2 separate regions of the Homo sapiens genome follow, and region 1 is linked to region 2. A link is a loop called in an ENCODE intact Hi-C map of the cell type or tissue named here. Cell type or tissue: mammary epithelial cell. All regions are shown on one strand. Region 1 overlaps CRISPLD2 (cysteine rich secretory protein LCCL domain containing 2). Region 2 overlaps CRISPLD2 (cysteine rich secretory protein LCCL domain containing 2).

The links. Peaks named below come from ENCODE experiments on the same cell type or tissue, not always from the same donor. Only the 100,000 strongest peaks of a DNase experiment are listed, where the experiment ranks them.
Region 1: a loop joins it to region 2, with 2.9 times the contacts of the local background. A loop is called at or near these places in 5 of 110 quality-filtered maps.

Annotation. Positions count from the first base shown.
Region 1 is chr16:84,832,008-84,840,007 of GRCh38, reverse strand. It overlaps CRISPLD2 (cysteine rich secretory protein LCCL domain containing 2), which reads right to left. Exons shown (of 15, transcript NM_031476.4): 2 at 1,273-1,586. The coding sequence starts at 1,512. Among named protein-coding and RNA genes, the nearest start is that of CRISPLD2, 16 kb to the right of the region's middle. RefSeq lists an enhancer at 3,268-3,836. In mammary epithelial cell, no CTCF peak of the experiment used is centred here; DNase peaks (open chromatin) are centred at 1,867 and 3,617.
Region 2 is chr16:84,894,870-84,902,869 of GRCh38, reverse strand. All of the region lies in intron 14 of CRISPLD2 (cysteine rich secretory protein LCCL domain containing 2), which reads right to left. Among named protein-coding and RNA genes, the nearest start is that of LINC02176, 29 kb to the left of the region's middle. In mammary epithelial cell, no CTCF peak of the experiment used is centred here; DNase peaks (open chromatin) are centred at 3,249, 4,269 and 4,839.

The DNA.
Region 1 (8,000 bases), 63 kb after region 2:
TTGCTCTGTCACCCAGGCTGGAGTGCAGTGGTGCAATCTCAGCTCACTGCAGCCTTGACTTCCCAGGCTCAAGCGATCCTCCTTCCTCAGCTCCCACCCCCCACCTCCACCTCCACCTCAGTCCCACTGCAGCTGGGACTACAGGTGCGCACCACCATGCCCGGCTAACTTGGATTTTTTTGTAGAGACGGGGCTTTACCATGTTACCCAGGCTGGGACGTGGGTTTGTTTAAAAAGCCATTCATAGCTGACGGATGGCCAAGGTGGAGGCTCCCGGTTGGTGGACGAGGAGGGACCCTGGAAGACTGTGGTCCATTCCTCTGTAGTTCTGGAAAACCAGCCAGGAAGGAAGTTTCCACACTGGAGCTTGGGGTCAAGTAGCAGCATCGCCCAACCACACCTGGAACACCCATCACAATCACCCGGGAGGGTTGACCTTGGCTGTCTTCTGTCACCGTTAGCTCCTTTCCCGGTTAGCAAAGCCTAGGGGTTGGGGAGGCAGGGTCAGTCTGTGCCGGGCCCTTCACAGCCTCGACTTATCTCACAGTCATGGCAACCACGCGAGGAAGGACTCTCCAAGTGGAAAGTGAGGCTCACACGGGCTAAGGAGAAGTCAGGGTGGTGCAGCTAGCGTGTGGCACAGCTGAGATCAGCATCAGCAAAGCCCAGCCCTGGGCCCCTCCCCACTCTGCCTCCAGGTGGGAAAGGCTGAGAGCTGTGTTCCCAGTGGAGCTACCAAGAGTGACATGAAGGCAACGAGGCAGGCTCTGCACAGGGAACCCACGTGTGTTGTTTTGGCAGAATGTTAAGAACAGAGCCAGAGCCAGACAGGGTGACTCATGCCTATAATCCTAGCACTTTGAGAGGCTGAGGCAGGAGGATTGCTTGAGCCTAGGAGTTCAAGACCAGCCTGGGCAACGTAGCAAGACCCCCATCTCCACAAAATATTTAAAATCTAGCTGGGCACCATGGTGCATGCCTGTAGTTCCAGCTACTTGGGAGGCTGAAGCAGGATCGCTTAACCCCGGGAGTCTAAGGTTTCAGGGCATGACGATTGTGCCATTGCACTCCAGCGTCAGTGGCAGAGTGAGACCCTGTCTCAAAACAAACAAACAAAACAGAACAGAGCCGGGATCCTCCCCTGCCAGAGGAGACCCTGAGCCAGCCATCACACGCACTGGCTGGGGAACAGAGCTGGCTGGGGAACAGAGCAGGCTGGTGGCCCAGGCCCCACCCCCGGTGCCAGCCTCTGCGGCCGGAGCCGGCGCTCACCATGTACTCCATGTTGGAGGCCTGAGGCTGCACCTGGCCCCGAAGCTTGTTGTGCAGCATGAGGATCTCCTCCTTGTCCTCCCTGGGGATGGCTCTGCGGACCCGGGAGTGAGACTCGTTGTGCTGGTATTTGCTGAGCAGCTCCTCTAAGAGAGTGACGTTGGGCAGGAGGTAGCCTTGGGATCCGCAGACCAGGAACAGCAGCCCCAAGGGGATGACACCACCCAGGACGCAGCTCATGGCTCCACTCCTGCAGCAACTATGGGACTCACGGGGCAGCCTGGGCTCCTCGGGCAGAGCTGGGCGCTTGAGCTCTGAAAGGAAGCAGAGGGTGGTGGGAGAAGTCGCATTAGTAGGAGCCGGTCACAGCGCTGGCTGGAGCAGCGAACGCAGCACACACGACTCTCTCCATTTTACAGATGCGGAAACTGAGGCCCACAGAAGCTAAACAAGCAAGGTCCCACAGACAGGAAGTGGTGGAGCTGGGATTTACGCCAAGGGTTTCCAGCGAGGCAAGCTGTCAGGATTCCAAAGAGGATAACCTAGAACAGTTCTTCCTGGACTCAAGTTTTCCTTGAGCGAGTCCCTGCATTTTCTAATTATGAGTCAGCATCTCTTATTCATTCAGGACTCAGGTGAATCTCAGGCACAAATTAGCTTCTATCACCTGCCCCAAGGGGATTGCTAAAGTCATTTCCCATCACCAAAGGATGCTCCGTGGACCAACGTTGAGAGCAAACTTCTAGTCCCTGTGAAGTCAGACTCAGTTTACCAATAGTGGTTGACATATGGCTCCTCTTATCACGGCCCTCGCCCCGGGCCCCACCCGCACATCTGTTGCACACTAAGACACAGCTGCCCAGAACCACGTCCAGCCAAGGCCTCAGCCTTTTGTTCCCTCAGAAAACCCTTCATCAGCACCTACACAGGCCGGTCGTTTATGTTATTCTCAATCACCATGGCAACCCAGGAGGTCAGGCTGTTCTCATCCCCATTTTACAGATAAGAAACCTGTGGCTGGCCGGGGGCGGTGGCTCACGCCTGTAATCCCAGCACTTTGGGAGGCCGAGGCGGGCGGATCACAAGGTCAGGAGATCGAGACCATCCTGGCTAACACGATGAAACCCTGTCTCTACTAAAAAATACAAAAAATTACCCGGGCGTGGTGTCACGCGCCTGTAGTCCCAGCTACTTGGGAGGCTGAGGCGGGAGAATGGCGTGAACCCGGGAGGCGGAGCTTGCAGTGAGCCGAGATTGCGCCACTGCACACTAGCCTGGGCGACAGAGCGAGACTCCGTCTCAGAAAAAAAAAAAAAAAAAGCAAGCTATGGCTTAGTGTGGTGACAAGACAAGCCCAGGGCCGGCCTCCTGGTAAGCAGAGATGCTGAAATTCGAAATGATGATTACAAAGACCCAGAGTTTTCCAGCAAGCTACCTTGACTCCTCTGTCCCTGGGGGCCAACTACCTCCCCTCCATTATAGGGTCACGAACCACAGACCTCCTCCTCCTGGCTTGCCATCTGAAAAATGTATGTCATTGGCCCAAGAAGACAAGGAAGGGCTTGAACGAGTGCGTCCACGCACACCCCTCCTCTCTGCTTTCCTCGCAGGGGAGAGTCGGGGCCACCCAGTCACCTCCATCAAGCGCCTTATTTTGTGCTGGACTCCGAGATGGAGACTGGGGATGCGAAGATGAAGAGGACTCTGTCCCTGGCCTCAAGGAGCTCAGTTAGGTCGGGGAGATGGAGGAGGAAACCCGCAGTCCCCACATAGCAGGACAAGGCTGACTCTAAAGACAGTGCCAGGCCCTCGAGGGCCGGAAGAAGCAGCTCTGTCTGGAGGGTTGGGTGGTGGCCGTGCCTCAGGCTGACCCGTCGGAACTCCACGGGGCTCAGTTCTTCACATGAGTCCTCCCTGGTCTTCACCCCCATAGCACCAACCAGGTGTTTACCAGTCAAGTTGGCTGGGACAGTGGCAGTGCAAGGTGGGCATCCTCGGGTGGGGCCGGGGTGGGGAGATGTAGATCAAGGCCTGGAGGGGATAGAGGCCAAGACGGGCATCCCAGGAAGCAGAAACGTTGGCAACAGGCGACAGAGGCTGAGCCAAAGAGCTATGGGAATGCTGTGGTTCCCATTCCCGACCCCTGGAAACTCTCCAGGGTCCTGACTGAGCCTGCGCCTCAGACAAAAATAACCCCATGCGGAGAGGAGAGGCTTGGCTTGCTTTGTAGCAGGGCAGACGGGCTGCCCTCCTCCAAAGCCGAGCCCGGGGCTGCGTGGGGAGGACCTCTGCGTGCTTACTCGTCCCACTGGGAAGCAGACCAAGAATGCAGAACTTCTCAGGATCCCTGATCTCTCTCTCTCAGGTTAGTCACACCACCATATATGAGCATTTCCAGCTGCAGGCGGCCAGGCTCAAAGAAGAGATGCCAGAAAACTCTGACGCTGGGTTGAGGTTGAGAGTGCGGTAATCGGCGTCACGGGGTGTCCTCCTGGTGTCATGACGATGCTCCGCTGATTTGCATGTACATAATGAGATATCTTGGGGATAAGACCCAATCTAAACACAAAATTTGTTGATGTTTGAGATACACCTTATACATGTAGCCTGAAGGTAATTTCATCCAACATGTTAAAATAATTTTGTGCATGGAACAAAGTTTTCACTATGTTTTGACTGCAACCCATCACATGAGGTCAGGTGTGGAATTTTCCACACGTGGCTTCAGGGCAGTGCTCAAAAAGTTTTGGATTTTGAAGCATTTCGGATTTTGGATTGTCAGATCAGGGAGGGCCAACCTGTGCTTAACAAAATAAAACAAAATGCCAAAGTGAGAAAACAGGAGGAGTCAAATGCTGTTTTTAAATGAGTCCTCTGGCACGTCCTCCTGAGCCAGCGTGAGCTATCCCAGGAGATCTGACTGGCCGCCTTTGTTCTGAATGTTAAAGGGACTTCCACAGCTTAGAGGCTGGTCCTTCTCTAAGGATTCCAAAGAGAAGTTATGAAGTCTCAGGTGGAGCTTTAGAGTTGGGAGAACCACGGGGTTTAGTGAAACCTCCACATTGGAAGACAACAGAAGGAAAAGGGGAGAGGAATGGGAGGGTTTCTCCAAGTGCCCTCATGTGCACCACAAAAGCCACCAGCCTGGGAGACACAGGCCTGCCATGCTGGGTGGTGTGCCAGTACTGTTGGGTCTGAAAGTGGTTGGGTTTGACTTCAGCCCAGAGGGCCTGGGGGTGGGTCGGAGGGTCCCTGCTTGGGAGGGGATGAGGCTCCTCCAGATCTGGATGGCTCCTACTACATTTGGGCCGCAGGAGAACACAGCAGATTTTGAGCAGAAAAGTAACCATAGGCCGGGCATGGTGGCCCACACCTGTAATCCCAGCACTTTGGGAGGCCGAGGCAGGTGGATCACCTGAGAAGTTCGACACCAGCCTGGCCAACACGGAGAAACCCCGTCTCTACTAAAAATACAAAATCAGTTGGGCGTGGTGGCGCCTGCCTGTAATCCCAGCTACTTGGCAGGCCGAGGCAGGAGAATTGCTTGAACCTGGGAGGTGGAGGTTGCAGTGAGCCGAGATCATGCCATTGCACTCTAGCCTGGGAGACAAGAGCAAAACTTCACCTCAAAAAAATTAAAAAAAGAAAAGTAACCATAAAAGGGCCAGCACCTCATTCCAGTTTGTACCCCCAGAGCCCAGTGCTGGGTGCACAGGAACAAGCACACAGCTATGGGTTTGAGCTGGTTTTCCCCAAACTCACACACTGGAGCCCTAATGTCCAGGACCTCCAAATGCAATGTATTTGGAGACGGGGCCTTTGCGGAGGTGATTAAGGTAATGTGAGGCCATGAGGTTGGGCCCTAACCAAGCTGACTGGTGTCCTTACTAGAAGAGTTTAGGACCGAGACACGCAGAGGACGACCACATGAGGACACAGGGAGAAGACGCCGTCTGCCAGCCACAGAGAGAGACCCCAGAAGAAACCAGCCCCGCCAGCACCTTGATCTTAGACTTCTGGCCTCCAGAACTGTGGGAATCTAAATTCCTATTGTTGAAGCTTGTGGTACTTTGCTGTAGCCGGCTTAACAGACCAACACACATCAGATAACACATGGCTGGACAGGACTGTTTCCAAATATGCCCCTGGCTATTGTAAAGAGGAGACACGAAGGAGGCAGACAGGCACGTTAGGAGGCCAGGCCAGGGTCCTGGCTGGAACCTGGTTGGTGCCATCTGCCAAAGCCACAAACCAATTGGCCGAGGCCCAGTTCACAGGGGCAGTGCCCGGCAGCCCTGGCCCACACTGCCCATTCTACCCTCACTTCTGAGACAGCTCAGTCGGAACCGGGACCGAAGCACTTCCACCCCTTTTCCATTGACAATGAAAACACACAAACTCTTTCCAAATGGGATGGACCTCCAAGTGGTCCCGGGCTTGCCAACATCAAGAAGGGGCTCACGCCAGCAACCCTCAGGGCGAAGGGGGCCGCCGGGGAAGACCTGCCCTGCGCCCGTCGTGGTGTGAGCGCCTGACCTCCGTGATCTCCTCTCACCCTCCTGACTTTCCAGAGTCTGGGCTCCATCACTCCCACTCTACAGATGAGGAGGCTGAAGTCCATGGAATTTAAGGAACCTGCCCAGGGCGAGCAGCAAGTCTGGAGCCGGAACGCAGCTCTTCTAACCTCGAGGCCCAGGTATGCCCTTGGCTTAGTGCCCTGCTGCCTCCCACGGAGTGGGCTTCCCTCTGGATGTGAAAATCCCAAGCACCCCCACCAACCCATGCAGGGGGAAGGGGGCTCCCAAACCAAACAACCGAATCTTGCCCTAAAGTTCTCTTCCACCCTCTTCTGCCTCCTGGGAAGGCTGCTGGGCTGGGGGAGTCAGGGCACGGGCCTCCCGGGTCACGTGGTGCCTCTGTTGATGAGAAGGCACCAACGTGTCACCCCCATGGGAGACGACGGAGACCCTCGCATCATGGTGACGTTCCACCAACACAAACACGCCCCCCCACCACCATCGGTGCTGCCCACTCGCCTTTGACCCAGATATGATGAGCTGATCTCTGACCTCTGACCTCTGGCAGATGGATGCCCCCTGCAGAGTGCCCTCCTAGCGTCCTGGAAGAGCTCACGCTTTGGTGGCTGCCCCGAGTGCACTTCGGTACCCAGGGTGTGAGGCTCCCACTCTAACTCTGCTCTTCTACCCCTGATGCTCCCAGGCAGGGCCGGGTGCATGCGCCACTCCTAGAGAGATGCCCCTGCATCCTGTCCACTCAGCCACTCATTGATAATGAAATATCACTAGGGACCGCGGGACAACACAGCAGAAATGCTCTCTAGAAGATTTTGTTCTCTTTTGCCAGAGTTGCAAAACTGAGCCCATAAGACCACAAGTAAGATAACGGCTCCGAGACCTCATGAAAACACACCAGATTTCAGCACACAGCAGAGGCTGGGAGGGGAACGGACAGAGCTTTCAGGTCCCAGGGTCAATGGTGAGACCCACAGCTGGCGAATCAAAGCGACGGGAGCCACACTTCTCCCGCGCTGCCCAGAGCTTTGAGATGCATTTGGACTCTAGCAGGGAGGCAGCTGTTTTCAGCCCCATTTTACAGAAAGTGCAACTGAGTCCAGGAGACTGGCATTTAGGAGACTGTGTGGCTAGTTTAAAGTGAAACCAAGACTTGAACTCAAACTTGCCAAAAGTTTGGAGGACTTTCAACACAGCTTGTTTGCACTATGAGCTCTCCAACCGCACCCCTCTACCCTGGCCGAGGCTTTGTGGACATTTAGGGGATCACCAAACCATGTGTCCAAGTTTAGCGAGGGGTCTCCCTGATGGTTATCTCTTGGGCGCCATCGTACTCAACACTCAGAAGTGAGTGAGGGAGAAGGAGCTGGGCTGAAGCTCATTGCGTCATTGGCCTGGGCTGCAAGTGCCTTGTGTTTAGGAGAATCTGCCAGAAAGATGAATCTCGGGACTTAGCCTGTCAGCCGTCAGCTCCCAGCCTGTGCCAAGCTCCCTGCTTTTGCACATGCTGTTCCCACAGCTCATCCCATGACCCCGACATGCCCCGCTTCACTGGCCCAGGCCAGGGAGATGAATTCCTGCTCATTGCTAAGACTCAGCCCGAGGAGCACGGCTTCCTAGAAACCTCCAGTGTAATCACACCGCAGACCTGCGGGTCTCGTTCACCGCCGAAGCGTCGATGTCTAAGTCAGTGTTTGATAAATATTTACGGGATGACTCTGTGGCCCCCTCCTGCTCCCAGCTAGATCAGAAAAGCCATATAAGGACTACGTCTGATTTGGGCTGCTTCTTTACTGACTGCAGCATGGGCTGTCGGGGAAGAGAGACCTGGGTTCAATTCTTGACCTTGCCCCTCACTGGCCCTTGGCCTTGCCCAAGCCTGTGTCATCTTGGACACAGCACCGAGCTTCTTGAGTTCACGTCTGTGGGTGGAGGGGAGTGACAGGCCCTACGGCTGTGAGGAAGGAAAAAGGTCCTGAACTTCAGTCCCCAGTCAGTGCACTGCCTGTTATAATAAGGAGGCTGTGCCAGAGCCTCCAAAAATGCATCGTTTGAAGGGATTTTAGAAGGCTGGAGTGAATAATGTGGAATGCTATGAACAGACAATTCTCTCTTCATATTATTTCAAAGCCCACGTTTACCTTAACAAAATCCAATGTTTAAAAATCCGGCTGGACATGGCGGCTCACGCCTGCA
Region 2 (8,000 bases):
ACCCAGGAGGTGGAGGTTGCGGTGAGCGAGATCACGCCACTGCACTCCAGCCTGGGCAACAGAGTGAGACTCTGTCTCAAAAAAAAAAAAAAAAAAAGCAATGGGCCGATTTTCCAAAAAATAGGAGATACACAGCAACAACCAATCAAAAGGGCCCCCAGTCCCTCTGAGCCAGCAGGATAGTGTGGCCTTCCTGCTTTAATCCTACAAGAAAAGTAACTGGGACGACCCATCCAAATTTTGTTGTTTCTTTTTTTTTTGAGATGGAGTCTCGCTCTGTCACCCAGGCTGTAGTGCAGTGGCGTGATCTCTGCTCACTGCAACCTCCACCTCCTGGGTTCATGCCATTCTCCTGCCTCAGCCTCCCGAGTAGCTGGGACTACAAGTGTCCAACACCACGCCTGGCTAATTTTTTTCTATTTTTAGTAGAGACGGGGTTTCACCTTGTTAGCCAGGATAGTCTCGATGTCCTGACCTTGCGATCCACCCTCCTCGGCCTCCCAAAGTGCTGGAATTACAGGCGTGAGCCACTGCGCCCGGCCTGTTCATCGTTTGTACTCTCTGCATGCAGCCTTTGCTGACTCTAAAACCTCCCCTCGCTGCTCAGTTCGTGGAAGCACCTTTCTATTCTGTACTTGGGATATTGCCTGATACATGAATTGCTAATAAAAGCCGATAAGATCTTGCAAACTCGCATTTGTTGGAATTTTGTTCTAGAAGGCAGCATGGCGCCTTGTAGACCCCAAAGCGTTGTTCACAGTGTGCAACCAGGGCCAGGCGCGGTGGCTCACGCCTGTCATCCCAGCACTTTGAGAGGTCGAGGCCGGCAGATCACTTGAGATCAGGAGTTCAAGACCAGCATGGGAACATGGTGAAACCCCATCGCTACCAAAAATACAAAAACAAAAATTAGCTGGGTGTGGTAGCAGGTGCCTGTAATCCCAGCTACTTGGGAGGCTGAGGCAGGAGAATCATTTGAACCCAGGAGGTGGAGGTTACAACGAGCCGAGATCACACCACTGCACTCCACCCTGGGCGATACAGTGAGACTCTGCATCAAAAAAAAAAAAAAAAAAAAAAAAGTGCAACCAGTGCCAGGTGCAGTGGCTCACGCCTATAATCCCAACATTTTGAGAGGTTGAGGCAGGTGGATCACTTGAGGTCAGGAGTTCAAGACCAGCCTGGCCAAGATGGTGAAACCCCATCTCTACCAAAAATACAAAAACAAAAATTAGCTGGGTATGGTGGCAGATGCCTGTAATCCCAGCTACTCGGGAGGCTGAGGCAGGAGAATAATTTGAATCCAGGAGGTGGAGGTTGCAATGAGCCGAGATCACACCATTGCACTCCAGCCTGGGCGACACAGGGAGACTCTGCGTCAAAAAAAAAAAAAAAAAAAAAGTGCAGCCAGGAGTGTTCTTTCCACATCAAAATTAAAATGGAAAAGACTAATCATAGCCGCACATTTTAGTTGTTGAACACACAATCCTTAAGGCAAAAAACACTCTCCCTCTCAACCCTGTCTTTCTGCACCAAGTTCTCCCCAGAGGAGAGATGTTTAGATCTTATGTGGATGTTAACAATTATTATATTTTTTCCCTCACCCATTTTTTCAACACAAATATTATATACATACTGCCATAGACATACCACTCTGCACTTTGCTTTTTTAGCTTAACAATATATCTCGGGATTTGTTGCTTTACTATACAGAAAGAACTCATTCTTTTTATCCACTGCATAGTATTCCATTGTAATAAAGTGTTATATTTAACTGGATCCCTATTGGTGGACATTTAGTTCTTTCTAATCTTTTTTTTTTTGCGTGTGTGTGTGTGTGTGTGTGTGTGTGTGTGCAGTGACACCATCATGATTCACTGCAGCCTCAACCTCCTGGGCTCAAGTCATACTCCCACCTCAGCCTCACCAGTAGCTGGGACCACGGGTGCATACCACCATGCCTGGTTAATTTTCGTATTTTTTAGAGATGGGATTTCACCATGCCGCCCATGCTGGTCTCGAACTCCTGGGCTCAAGCAATCCTTCCGTCTCAGCCTCCCAAAGTGCCCGGATTATAAGCGCGAGCCATTGAGCCCGTGTTTTCTAATTTTTTACCTTTGCAAACAATGTCATTGTTGTCCATGGGACTTTTTGCTTTTGTGTGAGGGTGCCTGAGAGTGAGCGCCTAGGAGTGGAATTGCTGGACCAAAGGACGTGCATTTGCATCTTGACAGCTGCCAACCTGCCCTGCATAAAGATAACACCTGCAGACTCCCCGGACAATGACAACGGGGCTGTGCGATGCCTCCCAGCGCTGTGTGATGCCTCCCAGCGCTGTGTGATGTCTTGCTTTTGGTTCTTGACCAATAGAAGGTAGGGAGTGGCATCCAGATATCATTTTCATTTGCATCTTGCTCATGATGAAGGAGTTTGAGTATAAGATTAACAGCCTAGTCACCATTTCTGGGCGGGGTTTCCTTTAGGATCTCCGCTCCAAACAAAGAGAGCCCCCAGATTGGAAACTGCCAGACTAGCCAGGAGACCCCGGCCCTCTCAGGCTGCTAAGATCTGCAATCCTCCGAGAGCAGGCCGCTTGGAATTCCTGGTTGTTTTTTAGCCCTTCTCCATGGCAGCTTCACACTTTTGGCTACCCTGGAATTGAACTTTTGAAACGTGTATCAGATGGGAGCACTCGGAGAGATGGAGCTGCAAAGAAACGCCAAGAGCCAAGACCCAGGCAGAACGCTTGGCCGCAGGTGGCTCCGGACCAAGAGGAGGAGAAAGAGTGGCCAGGGGCTGGGGTGACCCTGGCGGCCCTGCTGGTTTCTGGAAAGTTCAGATTCCAGGGCCCTCCTCAGGCCTTGGGGGATGTAAGATTTCCCTGAATTCTCTGTCCAAGTGAATATCCTGGGAGAACCAACCAGGGCCACAAGTTACTGTGGTTATTCTGCATGGGGGGCAAGCCACGTTGGGGAAAATTACCAGGGGTCTGTGTCCCTCCTGACTTACTATGGGTCTGCAGATTCTATGGACGGTGCAGTGGGTTCTCATGTTCTCAGGGCCCCAAACAACCAAGGGACAAGGGAACCATTCAGGCTGCCGTCCAGATGTAGACATGGCCAGCCCAAGGGCCCTGGGTATCTTGCCTGGACAACCATGCACCCCATTAAACAACCTGCTCACCTTGGAGGTAAGAGCAGGCCCCGACAAGCTGGGCAAGTATTTCCTAACACATCAAAGAATGTGCTGACACCGCCCAGGATGCCACCGTGCAACTGGCAGCATCAACTGTTGGTGCCATCCACCGCCACAGGTAAAAATTCCCGCAGGTTTGGGCACCAAGAAAAATTCCCCACCTTCAGTGTCCCCAGTTGTTCATGCCTCAAGCAGTTATTAAGCTCCAGGTATGCTGGGGAAGTTGGTAGTTGTACGTGTCTGATGAATAACGAGTGTGGCTTGATAATTATAAAATACCCTTCCCGCCCTTCTTTCCCAAATCTTGCCCTCTGATTCTCTTTTTGGATTAGCTTGTAACTCCCATACATGCCTGAAGGAGTATAAATTGCTGCAGTATTTCTGGGTAATTTTCATAAAAGGTATTGGACTTTTTATCAAGTGTATCAAGCAACTTTCATAAAGAGCACTAAACAACTTTGATACAGGGTATTGAAAATCCCTCAGGCGGGGCACAGTGGCTCACACCTGTAGTCTCAGCACTTTGGGAGGCTAACGTAGGCGATTGCTTGAACCCAGGAGTTTGAGATCAGCCTGGGTGACACAGTGACCCCTGTCTCTACAAAAATAAAAAAATTAGCCAGATGTGGTGGTGCACGCCTGTGGTCCCAGCAACTAGGGAGGCTGAGGTGGGAGGATTGCTTGAGTCCAGGAGTGCAATGGTGCAATCACAACTCACTGCAGTTGAGGCTGCAGTGAGCCCAGGAGTACAACGGTGCAGTCACAGCTCACTGCAGTTGAGGCTGCAGGGTCTCACTTATGTTGCCCAGGCTGGAGTGCAGTGGTGCAACTGGGACTATAAGTGAGAAATAAAAGCCCTCAACCAACTCTGAACCAATTGCTCAACTCAGCAAAGTCTCATTCAACCAGTGTTTACTGAGCACCTGCTATGTGCCAAGTGCTGGGCAGCATCAGGGCTGTGGGGTTAACAAGACCAGTGAGGCTCTTGCCTTCAGGAAGTTTACAGTCTGGGGTGGGGTGAGAAGTAGCAAAACATATGCAAGAAACAGTTTCAGAAGGTGATGAGTCAGGGGAAATGACACAGATCCATCAGGGAGCAGGAGACAAGTGCAGGCTGGATGGTGGAGAACGCTGCCTAGGGAGGGGCCATTTCAGTCTAAAACAGCCCAGGAACGTATGAGAGCCCAGAGGGTACCAGACAGCAGCTACAAAAGCACTGAGGTGTGCATGATCTTGGTGCAGTCAAGGAGCAGAGAGGCCAGTGAGGTGGAAATGTAGGAGGAAGATGCACAGAGAGGGTGGGGGAGCGGGCAGGGGCCGAAGCAGCTGCGGCCTTGAATGGGAGTGGGGCGGATTTGATTCTTAGTACAATGGAAAGCCACTGGCGGGGGAGCCTTACACAGGAAAGGATGTGCTGACTTTTTTCCTTGGTGCGACACTGTGCATTGCATTAGGACAGCACTTTGGTGGCTGTGGCTGTTCTGGTAAGAGGAAGTCACCTAAATAAATCGGCAAGAAAGTGCACAGGCTTGCGCAAAAATGTTCTTTCTAGTGTTGTTTATTACAGTGAAAGAAAAAAGGAAACGATCTGAGTGTCAATCAGTGATGATAAACGGATGATGGTCTCTCCATGCCTCCGAATCTGTGCAGCCACTGAAACCACGGTGTGGCTAGACAGGCTAGGGCTTGAAGAGCTAGCCACAATCCGATTAACAAAACAATACTAATAGCATAATCCCTTTTTAAAAAGCGTGTTTAAGCCGGGTGTGGTAGCTCACGCCTGTAATCCCAGCATTTTGGGAGGCCAAGGCAGGCGGATCACCTGAGGTCAGGGGTTCGAGACCAGCCTGGCCAACATGGCGAAACCCCGTCTCTACTAAAAATACAAAAATTAGCCGGGCCTGGCAGTGGGTGCCTGTAATCCCAGCTACTTGGGAGGCTGAGGCATGAGAATCACTTGAACCTGCGGGGCAGAGGTTGCAATGAGCCGAGGTCAAGCCGCTGCACTCCAGCCTGGGCAAAACAGCGAAACTCTGAAACTCCGTCTCAAACAAACAAACAAACAACAAAAAAAGGCGTGTTTATATGTAAACACAGAAGAAACCTGAAAGAAAATACACTGGAATGTTTACAGAGGTTGTTTCTGGGTATGGGAAGTTGAGTGCTATGAAGATCTTAAAATTATTTTCACTATATTGTTGAGGTTTCTCTAGTCTTTTTGAGACACGGTCTTGCTCTGTCACCGAGGCTAGAGTGCAGTGGTGCAATCTCCACTCACTGTAGCCTCCTCCACCTCCTGGGTTCAATCAATTCTCCTACCTCAGCCTCCCAAGTACCTGGGACTACAGGTGCATGCCACCATGCCCGGCTTTTTTTTTTTTTTTTGTATTTTTAGTAGAGATGGGATTACACCCTGTTGGTCAAGCTGGTCTTGAACTCCTGGCCTCATGTGATCCTCCCACCTCAGCCTCCCAATGTACCTGGATTACAGGCATGAGCCGCCGCACCCGGCCTAGAAAGGCCCTTTAAAGGCCAGAGTAAAGGGGCAGGAACAATCCAGGGACTCTCTGAAGAGCTCCCCAGAAGCACGGGGCTCCCTCCTAGAGGCCAGCCAGGGACAGGCACGTGGGGCTGCATCCCCCTCAATTGCCTTGAAAGTGACCTGAGGAGGAAGAGCTTGCCTTTTGGCATCACCCAACACACAGACGGGATTAAGGAGGGTGGACGGCCGGTTCTGGTTCCAGAGGCAGACAGGGAAGCTGCCCTGTGGAGTCCTGAAGCCAGCACTAAAAGGACGGCAGAAGAGGAACCCCTGAGTGCTTAGTCTTCTGGCTTTTAAAAAGTGTAATTTATTTTTAATTATTAAGAAATATCATTTATATGTATATAACTGTCTCTATATGTATGAGTGTACATACATGACTGTGGACACAGATGCTCCCTGACTTACGGTGGGTCGCGTCCTGATAAACCCATCGGAAGTCAGAAGTCCACATCGGAAATGCACTGAATACACCTCGCCTCCATCACAGCTCAGCCTCGCCTACCTTCCGTGTGCTCAGGACACTGACCTTAGCCCACAGCTGAGCAAAATCACCTAACACAGGCCTATTTTACAAGGAAGTTAGTATAAAGAATTTTCAATCAAAATGCAAAATTTGAAGTATGGTTTTTGCTGAATACATATGGCTCTCACACCATTATAAAGTTGAAAAGTCATAAGTTGAACGATCTTAAGTGTCTAAGACTGTCTGTATATGTGTATGTGTCTGTGTGTGTGTGTCTCTCTCTATATATAGTCTTTTTTTTTAAAGGATTCCAATCCTGGCTGGGCACGGTGGCTCACACCTGTACTCCCAGCACTTTGGGAGGCTGAGGTGGGCGGATCACTTGAGGTCACGAATTCGAGACCAGCCTGGCCAACATGGTGAAATCCCATCTCTACTAAACATATATATATATGAAAAAAATTAGCCAGGTGTGGTGGCGGGTGCCTGTAATCCCAGCTACCTGGGAGGCTGAGGCAGGATAATCACTGAACCCAGGAGGCAGAGGTTGCAGTGAGTGGAGATCGCGCCACTGCATCCCAGCCTGGGCAACAGAGGGAGACTCCATCTCCAAAAAAAAAAAAAAAGGATTCCAATCTTGTTCTCCCAGAGTCTCACCCCTCTATTGATCCCTCAGGAAAATTTCAAAGTTAGACAGGTACAGGTTTAGCTCTCATCTTTAGGACCTTGGGCTGGTTAACCCTTTTCTCTGAGCCTCAGTTTCCCCATCTGTAAACTGGGTTCCTCAAAGTGCCCACTCCTTAGGGACACTGTAAAAAGTCCATGAGCCTCTCCAGGGAGGTACCTGGGCCAGAGGCGAGCATCCAGCAGGTGCTCAGTAGCCGGGAGCTACAAATGCCATCGCCCCTGCTAGGTTTAAACCTTGCCCTCCCTTCAAAGTGAGAATGTGGGCAACGCAGGCTGGGTATGCACAAGTGGTGAGTGAACTATCCTCACAAAGCCCACACTCTAGGGAACTGTCAAACCTCTTCATCTCATTTGATGAAATATATCATTATTCTTAGGGGGGAAAAGTTTCAGACTAGCACGTATAATACAATCTCCGTTTTGATTTGTATGTGAGTTTTATGTGCACGGGGGAAAAACAGGTCAAGAAAAGTTATAAATCAGCAGTTAACTGAGGTTAACAGGGCACCTGTTGGGACTCTTACTTTTTGCTCTCTGGATGTATTATTTAAATAATAAGTATGTATTTCTTGTATCGTAAAGACAGGAACAAGTATATCTTGGCATTCAAGGGTCTCCCTGGCCCCTTCTTGGGAAGGGTCTGTGCCCCAAGTTCAGTGGCCTGTCCAGGCTGAGGAAGTCATGAGTGCTGCTTAAAAGCATGGATTCTGGTACAGGCGGCCTAGGTTTGAGTCCCAGCTCTGCCCCTGGTAGGCTGGGTGACCTTGGGCAAGTCGTTTAACCTCTCTGTGCTTCCCTTCCTTTACTGATAAAATAGGGATAATGACGGTTCCTACTTTGCAGGGCTGTTGGGGAATGAGATGTGCTAACGTGTGCAGAGCTGGTGGAAGTTTGGAATACGAGTGGAGGAGGGGAACCTGCCTGTCTGCTATCAGCAGCTCCTCTGCAGAGCACAGAGAACCTCATGTCCCAGCCTCGGGGCAGCCTGGCTTGGGGGAGAGTGCAGGGCTCCTTAGATCTGGAAATGATAGCTTAGTATCTTCTGTTTCTCAGGATTTCTAGACCCATAGCGAGATCTTCAGTCACCTGACCCTTGAGATTCTCGGTGCT